Linked DNA regions of Homo sapiens: region 1 is linked to region 2. A link is an interaction called in ENCODE POLR2A ChIA-PET data of the cell type or tissue named here. Cell type or tissue: GM12878. All regions are shown on one strand. Each heading gives the region's core, and the rest is flanking DNA. Links, peaks and the distances in the headings are about the cores only.

Region 1 (6,788 bases), core at 1-5,000, 110 kb before region 2:
AAAAGTGAATTTGTAGGCAGAAGAGTTCTGTACTCAAGAATATTTATGAATGTATCAGAAAATGACAATATAAGTAGATATTTATATAATATTTAGAAATAAGTGTATGTACATATATGCATAGGAAAAAAACCCTTGGTTTTAGTAACTCAAATTGCCTGTTACTCTACATTGTTGAATGTAGTGTTCTGCTCATGCTTTCAGAATATTCTACTCCAGGAAATATTTTTTTCTGAACACTGTGTGCTAGGCACTATTTTAGATGATTAGGATATAGCAATGAATGAAACAAAGGTCCTTACCTTTGTTTTCTTTCACAGTCGAAGGAAAACATTTAAAAAAATAAATGATTAGTATGTTAAAAAGGTGAAAAGTGCTATGGAAAAAAAGAAAAGGTAGATCCGGAATAGTGAGGCTGAGGCCATATGACACCCATATTAAATAGGGTGTCAGGGAGGGCAGCTTAATGAGAGATAACACTTGAGTGAAACTCAAAGGTGGGGACTTTAGCCATGTGCACATCTGGGGAAGCAGCTTCCTGGTAAACAACTGGAGCAAGAGCCCCGAGGGAGTGGCTTGGTGTGCTGGAGGATTGGAGGGACACCATGGAAACCATGGGGCCTGGAACTGAGAGAGCAAAGGGAGAAGAAAAAGAGGTCGGCAGGTAATGGGGTATATGTGGAGTCGGGAGTAGGGATGTCAGAGGGCCGTGCAAGTCGTTTGTTAACTATGGACTCTATTCTCAGAGAAAGGAAAGCCATTGCCCAGTGTTGAGAGAGGAGTCATGTACTCTGACTTACAATTTTAAGTGGATCCGTCTGTGTTGAAAATAGACTGAAGGAGGCCAAAGATGGAGGAAGACTTGTTGGGAGGCTCAAAGATCAATTCTATTTGTTTTTATATTGACAGGTTCCTTTGGTAGAAGTGAAAGCTTATCGACAGATGGCCCTACTAAGTTCTGCTTTTGCATTTGGTTGGAGCAAGTGGAACCTACTATGTAATTCTACAAAAGTCGTATTTAAGGTATGATATGTAGAAACCCATAAAACTACTTTGTCCTCCAAAAGAAGATAAAGTACTCAAAGACTAAATGAATGTAGACCATGGCTTCCCCTCTTAGAAAAGTTAAAAAAATTAACATTCAATACGGAATTTTAAAATTTCAAATTTTGGGCCAAGCACGGTGGCTCATTCCTGTAATCCCAGCACTATGGGAGGCTGAGGTGGGCAGATCACCTGAGGTCAGGAGTTCGAGACCAGCCTGACCAATATGGTGAAACCCCGTTTCTACCAAAAATACAAAATTAGCCAAGTGTGGTGGCGCATGCCTGTAATCCCAGCTACTCAGGAAGCTGAGGCAGGAGAATCGCTTGAACCTGAGAGGTGGAGGTTGTGGTGAGCCAAAATCATGCCATTGCACTCCAGCCTGGGCAACAAGAGCAAAATTCCATCTCAAAAAAAAAAATTCAAATTTTTTGTCAAAAATATAAATCTAAATTATATAAAGTTTATGCCTTTGTTGTCCAAGCTCTTGACTTCAAGCCAGGCCAGAGTCCTTGTATCTGTTTACAAATTGACTCAAGAACAAATGGAAGCCTTGCCGGGTGCAGTGGCTCCCACCTGTAATCCCAGCCACTTGGGAGGCTGAGGTGGAAGGATCGCTTGAGCCCAGGAATTTGAGGCTGAAGTGAGCTATGATCACACCACTGCACCCGAGCCTGAACAGCAGAGTGAGACCCCCATCTCTTAAAAAAAACAACAAATGGAGGCTTTTAACATTAATATATCTGTGACTTACAGCCCCTCTCCTCTGAGAGGGTTAGTCCTCCAACTTAACTTCCTGATACCTTCTTGTTATCAGGTGGTAGTAACCATATCAAATTCTAAAAGCTGATGAATATTTTGGCCTAAACAAGCCACTGTATTTATTGCTCTTGTTTATTGTGTGTTTCCCCCACTCAAATATAAGCCCCTTGAGGGCAGGGCTTTGTTGTTGCAGTTGTTATTTATATATGTTGTATGTCTATATTTCTTCTGTGTTTTCTTTCTCTGTTATATCCCCAGCACTTAGAACAGTACCTCACACATGATAGGCACTCAATAAATATTTGTTGCATGAATTAATACATGTGGATAAGCTCCATAATCACCAAAATATAAACAGTGTGATGGTTTTTCAAAACCCAGTAATGGAACACATAGACTGTTTCTTTTAACCTTTGCAATTTTGGGGGATAAATTGAGCCCTTCAAATAATAATCTGCTACCAAAATACTGAATAGAAGAGGAATTATTAACAACTTGCTTGAATTTTTTTTTTTTTTAGGTGAGGGAACACCTTACTGAAGCATGTACTGAGAATCCTAATTGGGCCCTTTTAATGTTTAGTGGTGACAGAGCACAAAGACTGAAGATCAAGGAAGAGAGTGAGGCATTTTCTGAAGCACTTAAAGAAGAAACTGAGTTTCATTCTACTTTATATCACATGGTGAAGGATTTTGCTTCTGAGGAAGCAATGGAGAAAGTCAGGAGTTCCAACTGTCAGTTTGTCAACTCTGTGTGCCACATGCTGCTCTCTACCAGATTGCTCAGCTACTCCTAACCTCCACTTACAAACTGTATTGTAAGTATGAAGAACCAAGCATGGTGAAAGACAGGTATTTCTGCAACACAATGTAATGAGTGAATGAATACATTTCAAATCAACTATTAAAAATTTTCTAATCTGCATTTTCTACTCAAGTTTTATTTTAAAAACAGTATTTTTTTTTCCTTTGAATACTTGGCCTGTTAAGAATTTCAGCTTTCACTCTATGAAGATTTAAATGATTCTTTATTTCAATAAACTTTAACAAACAATATATAATATTTCTTCCTTAAAAAGCTCATTCAAAGATCATAGGCAGACTTCTTCCCCATTGTATTTTAGTTGGGGAGATAAAGGCAAAAAGAGGAAATGTAAGCTATCTTACAGTCATTCTGAGAACCTCTGGTTTCATGCTATACTTTCCCAGCTAAAAGTTACTAATTTACGAAGTTCAGATACTGAAACTTAAAAATCAAGATCCATATATTAGGATGTCCTGCTGTCACACTGGTGGTGGCCCATTGTGTCGGAGTCTGGTAAATGGCCACAAGATATGTTCTAGAGACGTCCATGAGTCCTCTTGCTGTGTGGGAGCGGCATCCACAGACTTCTGGAATAATTGGCCTGTGAGGAAGCTCATCAAAGCTGCAAACAGTACAATGAATGCAATAGAGAGCCAGAGGGCCTTATTAGCCTTTCTGATGGAGGACTTGAGATTTGTTGCCCAGGAAGCTATTGTGTCATAACTATAAGGAAAACACAAATAGAATTTGGTAATCGGTAATTTGTCATTAGAAACATTCCTTTTGCTAACACCACCAGTCAGGTGATCTGCCCTTCATACCCCCAAAACTGCCTTTTAATCTACATATTATGATTTATCATTTTGGTTTTGGAAACAATCTGCCTCCCACCCTTTGTACCTATTAGGATTAAAGAAATGATGTGCTACGATGAGAATCTGAAAATTACGTGATGTAGGCAGTATCTTCTAATAAGTACATACAAGTATCTCATTCTTTCAGTAAGGTAAGGCAACATATTCCTACAGTGGAAACAAAAATGTTATTTGCTGGGTAGAGTGGATGTCTGTGTATGTACTTATGTGTGTGTACAGTAGTCCCCCTTTATTCTTGTGGGATATGCTCCAAGACCTCCAGTGGATGCCTGAAGCTGAAAATAGTACTAAACCCAGTATATACTGTTTTTTTCCTATGGATACATGCCTATAACAAAATTGAATTTATAAATTAGGCATAGTAAAAGATGAACAATAACTAACATAAAATAGAATATAACATATATTACAGTAAAAGTTATGTGAATGTAGTCTGTCTCTCAAAATAGATAACATAGGTTCAAGGATAACCTGACATACAAAGTTTGTTATTCATCTTAAATACAACAATTTGGCATGTCTTTTAGTAATTTGATTAGGATTAATACTGTCAGCCCTGCCTCACCCTTTCCCATTCCACTAAAATGGTAGAATTTATCAAGTAGATAACTTACACTGAAGAGACATCCCACTTTGATGGATTATTTTTCTTTTCAGAAAGACTTGGCTTCCTTGTCCTTTCTACTGTTTCTTCTCCAGATGGCTCTGAGTCATCTTTAGTTCTGTAAATAAATGTTGTTTTTAATATTTGAAACTAAGGATAATATGCTATAATTATTCATAAAATATTGCTGAATCTTACTGTAACTCAAGAGGCTCACAAATATTTGTTCTGTTTTAGGGAAAGTCGATAAATATCTAACTCTAAAAATCAAATCACCAGATTTATAATTTAAACCTTTTATAGAAATTTAATTAAAAATAAGTTCTTCTATTTAGAAAAATAATAAATGTGTAGAAAGTTAGTTAGAATATTAGCCAAGTATATACAATAGAATATTAGCCAAGTATATACAAAAAGGGAAAATTTAAAAAGAACTTTCAGAAGTTAGTCTCATCATTAACCAATGTTATTACTATGAATTCTTTCTCTGCATATATATATGCAGAGAAACTCTGCCTAGGCTGGAGAAGAAACTCTGTTGCCTAGGCTGGAGTGCAGTATATATAAATATATACTATATATACACATATTTATATATAATATATACACACATATCTACATATAATATATGCATATTAATATATGCTTATACAAAGTTTATAATATATACACACATATTCCATAATATATATATTTATATATATAAAAATATGTATGTATATGTTGTATATATGTTTTGTATATGGATGTGTACATATACCTGTGTGTGCGTGTGTGTATGTGTATATATAAAACAAATGTGGGCACCATATCTCTTCCTTTTAAATTTTATTTAACATTAGTAAAAATCTTTTCTCATTATTATTGATTTTATTCCTTTCTCTGTATGATTTCCAATCAGTGCTAACTTGGAGTAACATCAGAGTTTTTCTCTGAAAATCTTAATAATTTAAAACGTGTTTTTGAAAATATTCTCAGTATAAAACTGGTTAAAATAAATTAGTATTCAGTGAACTGGGAAATAGCAATTGATTGACTGCATTTTAAATCAAATCATATTATTTAAAGAGGTGTTCTTCCACCTAAGCAAAACATAATTGTTCCACTATATTTGCTGATGAGTTCCTAGTTGGATTTGAATTTTGAAATCTCAAGCTCATAATACCCTCAGAATTGCCAAAGGGAAATGTGTCTCAAAGACTTTTTTTTCATTCAAACATCTATGGGAAATAAATATGATAGACTTTAGTTTTTAAAGAAAACAAGACCCAAAAGCCAGAATAAATTGCATTGCATTTCTGTAAGATTCTCAAGGTTTCAGTCTTGTTTACAAAGACTTCTCAGTAGAAATCATACCATACTAACAAAAAGCAAAAACTAGATAATCTTTTGAAGGAGACTCTTGAACTGATTTTTTTTTCCAACCAGCTCAAATTCATTATGTTAACTCTAAATCTGAAAAGAGTTTGTAACACATGCAGTAGGCTCCCAGGACTTTAAAAAAAAGAAAAAAACCAAAACAGATTATTTGAGGATTGCACCATGTCATGCTCATCTTTATATTCCTTAGAATTGAGCAGAGTGTCCATCCCATGGTAGGCACTCACGAAAATGTATAAAATAAAATAAATAAACATAAAATCATCTCCTTAAGATCCTTCACTTTAACAGATATGAAAACTGAAGGCCGGGCGCAGTGGCTCAAGCCTGTAATCCCAGCACTTTGGGAGGCCGAGGCGGGCGGATCACGAGGTCAGGAGATCGAGACCATCCTGGCTAACACAGTGAAACCCCGTCTCTACTAAAAATATTAAAAATTAGCCGGGCGTGGTGGCGGGCGCCTGTAGTCCCAGCTACTTGGGAGGCTGAGCCAGGAGAATGGCGTGAACCCAGGAGGTGGAGGTTGCAGTGAGCTAAGATCGCGCCACTGCACTCCAGCCTGGGTGACAGAGCAAGACTCCGTCTCAAAAAAAAAAAAAAAAAAAAAAACTGAGACCAAGTAAGGTTAGGCACTTTTTCTAATGTCACCCAAGGACTCAGAGGTAGCATTTCTGCATATCCCTCCTTCTTGCCCTCTACCTTTCACTGTAGAAGTATATTTGTTTAGTTTACTAGATACAGAGATAGCAATTCAGAATTTCATGTTTCCTCTACTCTTCACTTACATAAATGGAAGATAGATAGATGTACATACATGTTACATATGTGCCTATATGTTATATAATACGTACGTTATATATCTCATGTTTTTAAAAATATATAAATAGATGGACATTTTACTTCTGTGGCTCTTTATTGACCTTTCCCCATTGTAGACAGACACCTGGACAGGAAAAAAATTATCTTCACAAATATGGCAAACTCCAGGGTCTTTTCTAACTTAAGACCTCAAACTTTGCCATTCTGAGAGCTATGAGAGTGAATGTATTAATATTCACAAATAACACTTATATTGTGCTTTACAGTTTATAAAAGTGTTTTACAATGAATTATCTTTTTAATTATACAGCATTATTTCATCTCCATGGAATAAAAGTGATTCCCATTGTTTATGCCCCAGTTCATGTCAGGTTAATAAACACACTGAGCTTCACCTACTTTAGTTCACATTTTTCTTCTTCAGCATCTGCCCAGGAATAGGTGCTAATAAATCGAGGTAATGAGGGACGGTGTTCACTCTGCTTTGACCCCAAAATACG
Region 2 (7,215 bases), core at 1,107-6,106:
CTAAAAGAGACCCCAGAACTGGAAACTCATGCTCCCAAATCCTGTCCCCTCCTGTCACTGAATGATGATGTGGTAGGCTGTTCAAGCCATAACAAACAGTCTCACTTTGTAGGCATTTGTAACTGACCTAGATTAATGTTCCTAGCACATAAGGCACATGTTTCTACTTGCATTTCCAAGGCATTTTTTTTCCTTTAACCATCTGTTTTCATTTGTTTATTTATTTTCGAGACAGGGTCTTGGTCTGTTACCCAGGCTGGAGTGCAGTGGTGCACTCATGGCTCATTGCAACCTCCAACTCCCCAGGCTCAAGCAATCCTCCTACCTAAGCCTCTCAAGTAGCTGGGACCACAGGCGTGCACCATCACACTTAGCATTTTTTTTTAATTTTTTTTGTACTTTTAGTAGAGACAGGGTTTCACCATGTTTCCCAGGCTTTCTTCTACTGTCTTCTAAACTTTCCTGACTTACCTAAGTGAGCCCTGCTTTGTGGTTGATAAGCTAAACCTTATAAAGAGTGCACTGAAAACAATGGCTCTTCATGAGCTACCAAAGCTGCATAAGATTAACTTGTTTTGCTTTTTCTAATATAGAGCAGAACATGGGTGGGAGTTTAATAAATAAGATGGGGTGATAAAGATTTCAAAATTTGTGTCATCTTCTCCATATGCAGCTTGGAAATATCTCCTGTCTCTTCTGTCTAAACCTCTTAACGTCTTTTTTAATTTTCGATCCTGGTAGAAAGGATTAGCTGCAATCTGCCAGAATACTTAAAAATACAAGCCCAACTTGCTTTGTACAGTAACTGCCTTTGAAAAGGCATTAAGTGAAAATTAAGAACTGAAAGTGAATTGTACTAGGAGAATCAGTTGCTTGGAGTCTATCTCTTTTAAAAGGAATTTCCCTCTTAGCGATCTTAGTTGATTATTTACTACATAAAGATGGTACACTTGTAGATAACCCAATGGCAAGAACTGCTTCTTTTGCTTTCAAGTTCTATGAACCTCAGTTGCATTTTCCATGGTTTTTAAAATTATTTTTAATTTTGTAGAGACTGGGTCTCTGTTACCCAGGCTGTAGAGCCGTGGCTATTCACAGGTGTGATCATAGCACATTGCGGCCTCAAACTCCTAGGTTCAAGTGATCCTCCTGCCTCAGCCTCCCAAGTAGCTGGGATTACCACACCTGGCTCAGTTTGTATACTTTTAATTAAAATACATTTTTTTTTGATATGGTGCCCCCTCTGTCACCCAGGCTGGAGTGCAGTGGCACAATCTCGGCTCACTGGAACCTCCACCTCCCAGGCTCAGGTGATCCTCCCACCTCAGCTTCCTCAATAGCTAGGATCACAGGCACATGCCACTATGCCCAGCTAATCTTTTGTATTTTTGGTAGAGATGGGGTTTCCCCATGTTGCCCAGGCTGGTCACAAACTCCTGAGCTAAAGTAATCCACCCAACACAGCCTCCCAAAGTGCTGGAATTACTGGTGTGAGCCAATGTATCTAATATATTAAAGTAGTTTTAATATCCATCCCTTTAGACAGCCAACCAATATTTATTGAATTTCTGCTAAGTGCTAAGCCCTGTGCAAATACTGGGGATACAATGATGAAGAAAACAATATCCTGAAACTCGTAGTCTGTGGAAGATACAGCTATGAACAAGTAAGCCACTAGAGCTATTAGGTTAAATTTAGGAAGCCCAATAAAATTTTAATCTCAGATAAACAATGACTAATTTTTTAGTGTAAGTATGCCCCCAAATGTTGCACAGGACATAGTTATACTGGAAAATTATTTGTTGTTTATTTGAAATTCAAATTTCACTGGCTGTCTTGTATTTTTTTTTTTTTTAGCTAAATCTGACAACCTGAAAAATGTCAAATAAATAATTACATAGTCAGGAGCCATGAGAACCTATAATAGGAAATTATCCCAGCTTGGGAGTGAGGCTAGGAAAAATTTAGGAGCATCTATTATGTGGCTATTATATGCACTGCACAGAATGTTATACATATTGTTTGCTATTTCTAGGGTTATAAACAGAAAATTAAGAAGTGGAACTATAAATCTGTTAGAGGAATTTCCACTTGGATTCATGTGAGCTAAATGTAATGTAAAATGATGTTAGAGATTATCGATACTGCTTATGTTGCTAATCTTTTTTATTCCTCCTATTGATTGAACTATGCTTCATTGCTCTGGCTTATAGATTCTGAGTCCCATTATTATTATTGCCTCAATTATCTTGTTCCATACAGTCAAAGCTCTTGAATCAACACTTTTCAACCATCTGCCCGATCCAAAACTATAAAGCAACAAGTAAAATCCTCTAACACATGGCAACATCTGTAAAACAAGTCCGATTTGATTCTTACCTAAAGTTATTCGTTATATATTTGATTTTCACCACCAGTGTAACTGCAGACTTCAACATCAACCTCTAAGACATCCATACTCTTTGGGACTTATAGAAATCTACATTTGTTCTGACTTCAATGAGTTAATCTACTACGTATGTACAATGTAGACAATATTTCTTATTCTTTAGGAATGTATATGTAAACAACATGACATAATTTGTGTTTATCAACATCTATATTATTCAATCACTAAGAAAGTTGCATTTTATTGCAAAGAATGGCATATGATGTATACAGAGGTACAAAAGCAGCATCCTGGAAAAAGCTGGCAGATTTCAGGGTGATTCAAAAGGCTCTGTAGAAATCTTTCTGAATCAAATTCTAACTCCAAACAGATTAACAATGTAATTATCTTTCCTGTTTTTTTCCTTTAAAATGTTTTCCTCCCTTTACTAAAGTTATTTATTGAGCATTGAACTTCCAAACCTTAGATCAGGCAGGCTGATTTTTAAAATCATTCAAAACTTGATTAGGAAAGCCAGTCAATCATTCATGATTCATCTATGTGAGATCCTATTGGTAATTAATGCAAAATCCTTAATATACGTAAAAAAAAAAATTTAAGTATGTGTGTAGATAGACAAGAGATTCCTTTTGCCAAAACAACCCTTCACTAATGATTAGATGCCACTAAACTCTTCATCAAAACCTAAGAAGAAACATCTGTTCACTGAGACATTCCCAGGAAACCCATCTTTAGTGAGCTCAGTGGGAGGGCAGAGCATGGTTTTCTGCTTAACCAGTGAATTTTATATCTGCCAAATTAAACTGTTTTCATTCTCTTTGTGACTACTATTTTATGTGATAAAATAATAACACTTCTTCCTGCCGTTTCTAGGATAGATGATAGCAGCTGTTAATCACATGATTTGCAAACCACAAGTACCAGATTTAGTAAATGCTCAGCAAGTCTGTCATCCGCAACCTTTCTGATTATTAATAAATGCAAGCTGGTATAGGCTAGAAACTTTCCTCCCACAATTCAGTTAACCTTGTTATATTAAGCTTCTTGGCTGGGTCACACCAAGCTTACTATAAACATCTCTTATTGGAACAATTCCTAAAATAGCAGAGTGACACATGCTTCTGAAAACTGTTCTTCTGTCTCACTTCTTGTTATATGAAGTCTGGTTTTCTTCTCAGAGAACAAGAGAAGACCTACAATAAATCTCTAGCTTCAAGAATTCAGGTGCCTCCAAGGTTCTTACAGTCTATAAAACTACATCACTGCGTTTCACTAACACACATTCCAAACGACCAAGCCTGAAAATGGCAGGATTAATTTAAATTTCCAAAAGCTCCATTGAAAACAATTTGAGATTTGCCTGTGGTGACAGCAACATATCTGGGGAATCTCACTTTATCACTCTCAGCTACCCATCTTTTTTCCCTATTTGTAGAGTGTTTTTCTTTTCAGATTTGTTTCAAGTTTTCAATGAACTCTGTTGAACCTCTAATATAGACTTATTGGAGGTTTGTCCCTTTTGCCACAAGCATTTTGAGGTTGAGACACAACAGAACAGCCTACATCTGATATTGCTTTTCCCTGGTTAGGGCGGTACTTTCTCGGCCTTCGATGACTAAAGGCCAGCATCAGCCAAAATTTAATTATTTCGTTGGGGAAAACTCACCACCTTATTTTCGCTTGACTTCGCCAGTGCTCCAAGAACCATCTGAGAACTGGGAAGAAAGAGTGGAGACCTACAGGTCAGATGACATGGGTGGAGCCCATTTCTACAGAGTGGCTTGGGCTGAGGTAAAAGAAGCTAGAGAAGAGAGCCGCTGATGCACTGCACCTGCCTAGGCTGGAGTTAAGGTACTAATCACAGCAGCAGTGCTGGGAAAGATGCCTAGGAAGGATGAGGATGACAGGCACTATTTTGGTGTGCTCCCCACCACAGCAATAACAGAAAGATAGTCCAGGTGCAGTGTCTTTCACCTGTAATCCCAGCACTTTGGGAGGCTGAGGTGGGAGGATCGCTTGAGCCCAGGAGTTCAAGACCAGCCTGGGCAACATGGTGAGACCCCCCCCCACCCCCGGTCCCCGCCCGGCTCTACAAAAAACAACACACTAAAGCTCATCCTGATTATACTTTCTAATCAGATGAAGGAAAATTATTTTTAAGTTAAATCTCATACTTTTTCTTTTGTTTTTTGGAAATGGAGTGTTGCTTTGTTGCCCAAGCTTGAGTGCAGTGGCACGATCTCAGCTCACTTCAATCTCTGCCTACTGGGCTCAAGCCACTCCCCCACCTCAGCCTGCCAAGTAACTGAAATGACAGGGGCATGCCACCACAGCCAGCTAATTTTTGTATCTTTTGTAGAGATGGGGTTTTGTTGTGTTGCCCAGGCTGGTCTCAAACTCCTGAGCTCAAGCGATCTACCTGCCTCAGTCTCCCAAGGTGCTGGGATTACAGGTGTGAGCCATTGCGCTCAGCCTGGTCATTATCATTTCTATCACCAGGTGAGAGCAAAGGGGAGTCAAATACTGGGGAATAAGAACTGGGGCTCTGAGTTTAAATAACCTGAGTTCAAACCCCAGTTCTGCTGCTTACTAGCTTTGTGATCTTGGACAAATTATTTAACCATATGTGCTTCAGTTTCTTCATCTGTAAAATTGCATCAATATCATGCAATGACCTCCGGGTGTGCTGCAGGGATTAAATGAGGTTAATACGCAGATGGCCCTCAGAACCATGTAGCACATTCTGAGCTCTCAGTAATGTTGTTATGATGCACTTTCTGAAACTCCTTTAACTTATCCAATACTAGAGGTCCTCTTAAAGCACCAAATAGCACCTAGAAAGAAATGACCAAGTAACCCGCTCCTCTCATTAGATTTGCTGTTTAATTTCCCATGAAATAACCTATTATAACATCCATGCTTGCGATCTGCTTATCAATCCACAGATACCGAAACTGGCAACACCCAGAGACATTTCCCTCCTAGTCATAAAGGAAGCCAGCAGCAGAGCCAGAAATAATATTCAAATTCTGGATCCACTAGACCATATTGCCCGTCTGACAAATTATACGCTTACATCCTGCTTCAGGTGAGTCTAGTATACCTGATGTTTCTCAGAGCAGTGAAAGGAATAACCTGAACAATAAATTCCAACGAACCTGTAATGAATTGCATTAACATGTTATTTCATTATTTATGTAATATTACCTCCTGACAGTTCTAATAAGGTACCCACAATGCCGGGTTCTCTACCCACTGGGAGCAAACAAGGGAACGTGCAGACGCTGGACAGCATACGATGGATGCCTGCAACTCCTGTACCTGCCCCCGAATGCCACCAGAAATATGCCATCTCTACTGAAACAGCTTTTCCAACCCTGAGCACGTTTATGAACACGGAAAAGAGTGTAAAGGGGTCAAATGCAGACTTTACAAAAAGAAACCCAAGATGGAGATTCCTGTTCGGGATATACTGCAGGTGGGGTTCATAACAACATAGTCCTTTACTTGCCAAGTAATCTGAAAGCAACTAATTAGAGAACCTGTAAGGGATGCCAATCCCAGTTTTCAAAATGGCATTTCAAGGAAATTAAATCTTATCATGTAAATAGGTCAAGAAATCCGTTTAAATAACGTATCTGCTTCTCTCTAGGTAATCTACAATGTTGTTAGACTATCAAGCCAGTAGTTTTAAATATGTGTTGGAGCTCCAGGATTAATCCCTGGTTGATCTGAGGGAGTCACTTTGTCTAACCAAATACAAATGAGGTGGGAGGTGTATGGTTGAGAGGCACTATTAGAAGAAAGGGGCCAGGTGCAGTGGCTCATGCCTGTAATCCCAGGACTTTGAGAGGCCCAGGCAGGTGGATTGTTTGATCCCATGAGTTTGAGACCAACCTGGGCAACATAGAGAAACCCTATCTCTACCAAAAATACAAAATTAGCCAGGCAGGGTGGCGCATGCCTATAAACTCAGCTACTCAGGAGGCTGAGGCAGGAGAATCACTTGAATCCAGAAGGTGGAGGTTGCAGTGAGCCAAGCCATTGCACACCAGTCTGGGCAAAGAGTGAAACTCTGTCTCAAATAAAATAAAATAAAATAAAATAAAATAGTAAATCTGCTGACCTTCCCTCCACTATTGTCCTGTGACCCTGCCAAATCCCCCTCTGCGAGAAACACCCAAGAATGATCAATAAAAAATAAAAATAAAAAATAAATAAATAAATAAAATAAAATAGTAAAAAATAAATTAGCCAGGCATGGTGGCACGCACCTGTAGTCCCGCTGCTTGGGAGGCTGAAGTGGGAGGATCAAGCTTGAGTCTGGGAAGTCGAGGCTGCAGTTAGCCAGTAGAGATTGCACCACTGCACTCCAGCCTGGGTGACAGAGCAACACCCTGTCTCAAAAACAACAATAATAAAAACAAACAAAGGAAAGAAAAGAAGAAAACCAGATAATGGACTCCTTCTCCAGTACATGCATGGCCAAACATAACTTTTATTTTTCAAAACCCACTCTATGTAAAATGCACTATTTATTTCTCATAATATACTCTTTAATGTGCTTATATTCTAGGTATCATTGCCTTTAAGTTGCTTTTTTAAATGAAGTATCATTATTATTATTATTTGAGACAGATTCTGGCTCTGTTGCTCAAGCTGGAGTGCAGTGGTGTGATCTTGGCTCACTGCAACCTCTGCCTCCCTGGTTCAGGCAATTCTCATGCCTCAGCCTCCCAAGTAAGTGGGACTACAGGCGTGCGCCAACATGCCCAGCTAATTTTTGTATTTTTAGTAGAGACAGAATTTCACTATGTTGTCCAGGC

Evidence for each region. ChIA-PET counts read pairs that join two places held together with the same protein. Peaks named below come from ENCODE experiments on the same cell type or tissue, not always from the same donor. Only the 100,000 strongest peaks of a DNase experiment are listed, where the experiment ranks them.
Region 1: POLR2A ChIA-PET joins it to region 2 with 5 read pairs; 9 of 35 experiments call an interaction of 5 or more read pairs at or near these places.

Annotation. Positions count from the first base shown.
Region 1 is chr12:25,104,362-25,111,149 of GRCh38, reverse strand. It overlaps IRAG2 (inositol 1,4,5-triphosphate receptor associated 2), which reads right to left. Exons shown (of 22, transcript NM_001366544.2): 20 at 6,688-6,788; 21 at 4,100-4,207; 22 at 2,815-3,333. The coding sequence ends at 3,090. It overlaps DNAI7 (dynein axonemal intermediate chain 7), which reads left to right. Exons shown (of 16, transcript NM_018272.5): 15 at 910-1,023; 16 at 2,327-2,861. The coding sequence ends at 2,602. Among named protein-coding and RNA genes, the nearest start is that of IRAG2, 55 kb to the right of the region's middle. In GM12878, for the core only: no CTCF peak of the experiment used is centred there; a DNase peak (open chromatin) is centred at 3,089; H3K27ac peaks cover 811 bases.
Region 2 is chr12:24,994,459-25,001,673 of GRCh38, reverse strand. It overlaps LINC02909 (long intergenic non-protein coding RNA 2909), which reads left to right and starts at 4,209. Exons shown (of 4, transcript NR_171024.1): 1 at 4,209-4,442; 2 at 5,335-5,477; 3 at 5,607-5,867. It also overlaps a transcript of IRAG2 not described here. RefSeq lists enhancers at 3,161-3,270, 3,521-3,650. In GM12878, for the core only: no CTCF peak of the experiment used is centred there; DNase peaks (open chromatin) are centred at 3,413, 4,098 and 5,343; H3K4me3 peaks cover 3,450 bases; H3K27ac peaks cover 4,054 bases.